Regions from separate parts of the Homo sapiens genome. Here region 2 is linked to region 1. The links are chromatin loops, found by intact Hi-C in ENCODE. Cell type or tissue: MCF 10A. All regions are shown on one strand. Each heading gives the region's core, and the rest is flanking DNA. Links, peaks and the distances in the headings are about the cores only.

Region 1 (2,926 bases), core at 164-2,663:
AAATCTAATGCTATATGTTTTAACTAGTAGATTTAAATGGACAATGAGATATTATTAATGAATGAACTGGCTGTTCCACAGTAAGATGTCTGACTCAGTGAAAAAAGTCATGAGACTTGAAATTTTTGTCAGAAAACCAGATAAATCATTCTGTTCTGGTAAGCAAATGTTGCTAAGACAGCTTAAAGGCCTGTCGCCTCCAGATCCATGAGAATCACAAATTCTGAAGAATTTGCAATATAGTAGGTCTTAAGGAAAACATCTACAAATCTGGTGAATCATATTCTACGCTAAGAAGAGTCTGAGAGTAGATATCAAACTGGGGCCAAGTACTGTGTTTTAGTGGGTGACACTGTGGGTAGTTCCCAGGAGGTCACAGTTCTTTCATAATATCATCTGCAAAAGATTGAGAAGCTCTCCTGATAGAGCTGATATCTCCTTCTCAACTAACACTTGATGGCTTTGTCAACTGTTAATTTATCTAAATTCTGGATTACCATCCTTCTGGATTCATTCAATTCAGTACTGGGGATTATGCCCAGGGAAAAATAACCAAAGGTGGAAGAATCAAAAGAGCTGAAATGTAAAATCTCTGTAATGCTGCTTTGGGTTCCAGCTACCTGCTATAGGACATATCCTGGGTACTGCAACATAGAAGGAAGGACATCTTCCAATCTCTACCCACTCACCTGAAGAATCCATTCTTACTATAAGGGAAATGTCTGGTAAAAAGACTAGAATTCCTACTACTAAAAGGAATGTGTGTTTGGAGCATTGTAACCTGGTTATAAACGAGGATTGAGTTTTATGACATATGGGACTTTTTATAAATTCCTATTTTACCCAGGAGGAAATTACAACTCAAAGATGATAAAGGTCTCAAAGTTCATAGTAGCCTAGTATTCAAACCTGGATTTAGCTGGCTCCAAAGCCAGTACTTTTTCCACAATATCAGGTGTTTCTCTGCCTGACTCATTCACTTCTTGTTTTCTAAAATTTGGCAGGTTTCTATGCCTATATTTAAGATTGCCATCTAAAGAGTAATATTATCAGACCTCAGATAAATAAAGAGTACATGTTTGAGGTGGTAAATGAAGCATAGGCAGAAAATTAAAGAGCCTTCCACTAAAAGCCCATAGCTCTGTCTAAACAGTTGAAATAAAATATTTGTGGAGATGGGGAAAACCAAATCAATTTGTAAAATCCAAGAAAATAGATCAGTATTTTGACTGTGTAAACTAGATAATCACAACTTCCCACACCCATTTCATTCCATAGCATATGCTTAGTATATATATTTAATTAGGTAACTATTAGGTAAATAATTAGTCAAGTAACTAATTAATTTGGTAACTAAAGAAAAGATACAACATTGTATTAGTTTTCTATGGTTGCTGTAACAAATAACCACAAATCTACTGGCATAAAACAACAGAAATTCATTGTCTTATAGTTCTAGAGGGCAGATGTCCAAACTCAAGTCTAACTGGGCAAAATTCAAGGTGTCAGCAGGACTTCCTCTTTGGAGGGTCTAGTGGAGAATGTGTCTGTTTCCTTGCCCTTTCCAGCTTCTAGAGCTGAATTCCTTGTATTCGAGACTTGTGGCCCTTTCCTCCATCTTCCAAGGCAGCAACAAAGCATCATCTTGCTTCAGTCATCACCTTGCCTTCTATTCTGTTCTGCAGTCAAATCTCCCTCTGCTGCTCTCTCATAAGGACACTTGTGATTGCATGTAAGGCCCACCTAGATAATTCAGGATAATCTCTCCATTTCAAGATCCTCAATTTAATCACATCTGCAAAGTTCCTTCTGCCATATAAAGTAATATTCACAGGTTCCAGGGGTTAGGACCTACCTGGATATATTTGAAAGACATTATTCAGCTTGTTCCAGGCATTCATAAAGAGTCTATCTGTATTAGTATATACTGGACAATTGAAGCAGTTATCCAGATATTTTAAGCAAATGTCTGGATATTTTTAAGGGCATGGTAATAATGTTTATTGTTTACTCTGTGACAGGCACAACTCTAACTGTTTCACATACATTGTACAGGTGAATAGCGACAAAACAAATTATGAGATAGGTTCATTGTTATTCCCATTTTATGGATGGGGAAACTGAGGCACACAAAGTGAGATTACTAATTTATCCAAGGTCACAACTACTTCTCTAAATTAGCCAGATTAAACATTTGCATAAATTACCAAACTTATTTCTTCTTCTTGAATAAAAAAAAATTTTTAAATGTCATTTCATATTGTCCATGAGATTATTTCAGTACAGTATGTAGTTTATGGACTTACAGCAGCAACATGTTCTTTGTATCAAAGTTATTTTCAGACAAAATTTACTTTCCTTGCTTTGGTATCCTTACTTGGGATGGTTTCTAAACAATAAACCCACTAGTGTCTCATTCCTCTACCAGTAATGATAGTCCTAATTTTACTTCCTGAGCACCTTTCTTTCCTCCAAAGGCTGCAAAGTTCAGGATAGAGTTACATAGTAATAGAAAGCAATTTCTCTTACAAAAGAGGCATGAGAGAGATAGCAGGCCTTGGCATATGCTCCGTTTCTGCTGTTACCCAATAATTGCTTGCTTTCATTTGGTCTTCTCTGAATGTGCTCCTCATAACTTTTAAAACTTCTTTTCATACTCTTGTTTTCAATGGTCCCATAAAGGCTTACCAATGGAAACCTGTTTCCTTTATCCGTATATGTCATCTATGTCCTCATTTTTCTTTGTCCCAGAGACAGGAGAGTGAACAAAAACAGCTCTGTTGTTTAAGATCTTTTACACACATTCCTTAATCTTTGGAGCTTTCTCTAAATCTGTTATATGATGGTGTATGGGGAAAGAGAAGATCCTTTTATTAAAAAAAATTATTCCGGAGTTCTGAAGAAGACATTTTAAATCATAGGAAAG
Region 2 (2,926 bases), core at 254-2,753, 69 kb before region 1:
CTGAAGCATATTTTATACAGTCTCCCAGAGGTGCCATGACAAGACTGAGCCTCCATTGCCCACAGAGGAAACCCACACATTAATATATGATTCACTGGCTTTCCCTTCCATCCCTCACTTCCTCACTCCCTCACAATGCTTCCTGAAGTAACCTTCAAAATAAATTCCTTGTGTCTAATTTATCAGAGTATTTGTTTGGAGCAAAATAATTTAACACAGTGTCTGCGTCTCATACACAAATTCTTTGTGATTTCAACTTTCCAGGCTTCCTGCTGATTGGATGTGATTTATTTTTATTCAAAGAATATTTATAGACAGCAGCAATTTTACATTATGCATGCCCCTGCATCTTTGGAATTCTTAGATTACAAAGAGAAATAGGAGCTGAAAATTAAATACACACACACACGTATTAGAATGTGTAAAATAGGAGTAATAAAAAAGTTGTAAACGTGAGAGGCACAAAGAAGGAGCTCAGAGGACCAGGATAGAAGGACTAAAGGAGCTGACAGTGGAGCAGGACCTTAAAGTGTAGCAGGAATGCAACATCCGAAAGTCCAAAAGAAGTTCCAGGCAGAGGAAAGGATGAGTGAAGACACTAAGTCAGGAAAGCACAAGGTGTGTGTAGGAAACAATGAGTAGTTCCGCTCATTCCAAGTACAATATATGTACAAGTAGTGAAAGATTAAAATGGGAAGGTAGGGTATTGTCAGTTCATGGATTCCCAATCTATGCAGGGTATTGGGAAAGCAATAGCTTACCATTAAAAATATTGGAAAAAAATAATAGAAATATCATATCTTTCATGTCTCAGTTTATCAGTTGAGGTATATTTACCTTTACCCCTTTACATCACTGACCCTACTTCTCACTCTATCAAGGCTTCCTGCTTTTTTTCCCTTCATAGCATTATTATAATATGATGTTGTTTTTTATTAATTTCTATCTTATTTCTCTCCCTCAGTGACATGTAAGTTCTCAAATGACCTATTTAATACTATGCATTTAGTGAATTTTATAGCATCTTCCAAATAGTAGGTGCTCAATTTAAATATGTTGAATATATGAATGAATGAGTGGTCATGTTTTCTAATGGTTCTGACACTTTATCTGATATTTCTCTGACAAAAGACTAAGCACACTTTACTTTCTCCTCCTCTCATACAGTGTATTCAAACTCAGATCAAACCTACAATGTCCCAGGCTTCCAGACTCACACAGATTTAACTTTAATTATGGTTATATGTGATTTGAGAATGTGCCAAGAGACTCACCTGACAGCCTCTACTATTCTATTTAATCAAACTTGAACAAAGGACGTGGCTATTTACTCTCTTGGTGCACGTGAAGTTCCAGGCTGGAAGGTTTTTGTTGAGAGCCTGGCTGCCTGATGTGCAGAACTGGTCCTTCCACCAGGTAGGGATTTCCTGCCACTTAATAGGTTAACCTAGATGAGTAAAGGAAGGCAATGTGGCATGCTTTTTTTCTGTTTGTTACAAGTTTTCTATTGTTCTAGCCAGGCGTATGTCTCTATAATCCATACACCCTTGGTTAGAACACAAGTCTTTGTATTTTTGATATTGACTCTTAACATTAGACACTGAGTGTGCTATAGGAACCTGAGTCTCTCATTTCCAAAATAAAGAAAGGATTCATGTCAACCCAGAGGAACAACTTCCCAAGGCTTACTACAAAAGAATGAAACTCGAGCAGACAGACGGCATCTGTGACTACCTGGCCTGAGCATAGGTCATTCCTCCAACAGCACAAGAATGACCTCAACACATTATTGCAACCCTCTTAGGCAAGAGAATGTGTCAAAACTGGCAGCTCCACCAACTCGGCTAGAAAGGCAACACATCAAAAAATAATTGGTGCAGCTAAAGAGGAAGAGGGTGCTTCTCTCTAAGCAGAACCCAGAGTGACATGCACAGGAACTCAAAGAAAATCAGGGTAGTTAATCACTAGCCATCTTTAACAATAGCAGTGATCAAAACAGAGAGAAAAATAGAAAAAGGATATCTCAAGTTAAATGTAAACAACAAAAAAAATGGCTAGATAAAAGGGAAGAGGGATGAGAATAATCTTGATTTCATTCTGAAAATGCAGCCTTTCCAGCTTCCATTGTTCATGGCCTCATGTTTCAACAGTCCTACCAGTGTCTCCTGTTTTCAATTTTCCAGCCCAGACTCCCAAATGCTTCCCTGTTAATCCATCCTCCTTCTTTTTTTACTTCTCTTTTTCTGTATCCTCTTTCCCTTCTTTTCCCTTTCTCCTCCCTGTCACCCCATACTTGTTAAAATCGTTATTTGCATATACTATTCATAATAACTTCATTTTGTAGCAAAGTGACTTACATGGGGGGGGGCACTTTTGATAAATATTCATTTAAGATTACTTTTCTCCCTCTTTTGCCACAGCTCCCCGCCCCACTAACCCATGGAGCCACCATTCTTTTTGTAGTTCACAAAACGAATGAAGTGCAAGGATTTCACTTCAGTAAGAAACAGGAATCAGGACTTTTGTCACTGACTTTCATGAACTGGGCTTCCAACTTTTAAATGTGGTGCATAATTGACACTTTGATACTTTTAGGCTATGGTGTATTCTCACACTCTCGTGGGGAAAAAATACTTGCTGACACAATCAGGAAACAGATGGTGACAAAGATCTTATACTTTGGTGCCAATCAATATGTTTTACTTGCCACTACTAAAATCTCATTTGTAGGACCCAGGAATTTAAAGGAATTTTTCTGTTCTTTTTTTCTATCCTTTAAAGACTATTTTTAAGATTCTTCAGGGCTTAAAAGTTTTATTTCATTTTTCCTTTTCAGTTTTATTAATGCAATTCTAGAAGGGTTTTAGCTTGTATCTGCCAAAAAAAAAAAAATAGTGAATTTAAAGTGTTTTCTTCTTTATTGTCA

Evidence for each region. Hi-C counts contacts between places; a loop is a spot of excess contacts. Peaks named below come from ENCODE experiments on the same cell type or tissue, not always from the same donor. Only the 100,000 strongest peaks of a DNase experiment are listed, where the experiment ranks them.
Region 2: it touches region 1 in a loop (4-fold over the local background); 4 of 110 quality-filtered maps call a loop at or near these places.

The regions. Positions count from the first base shown.
Region 1 is chr15:35,560,717-35,563,642 of GRCh38, reverse strand. All of the region lies in intron 1 of DPH6-DT (DPH6 divergent transcript), which reads right to left. Among named protein-coding and RNA genes, the nearest start is that of DPH6-DT, 16 kb to the right of the region's middle. In MCF 10A, for the core only: no CTCF peak of the experiment used is centred there; no DNase peak of the experiment used is centred there.
Region 2 is chr15:35,629,624-35,632,549 of GRCh38, reverse strand. The region is part of intron 1 of DPH6-DT (DPH6 divergent transcript); the gene reads right to left. Among named protein-coding and RNA genes, the nearest start is that of DPH6-DT, 85 kb to the right of the region's middle. In MCF 10A, for the core only: no CTCF peak of the experiment used is centred there; a DNase peak (open chromatin) is centred at 1,789.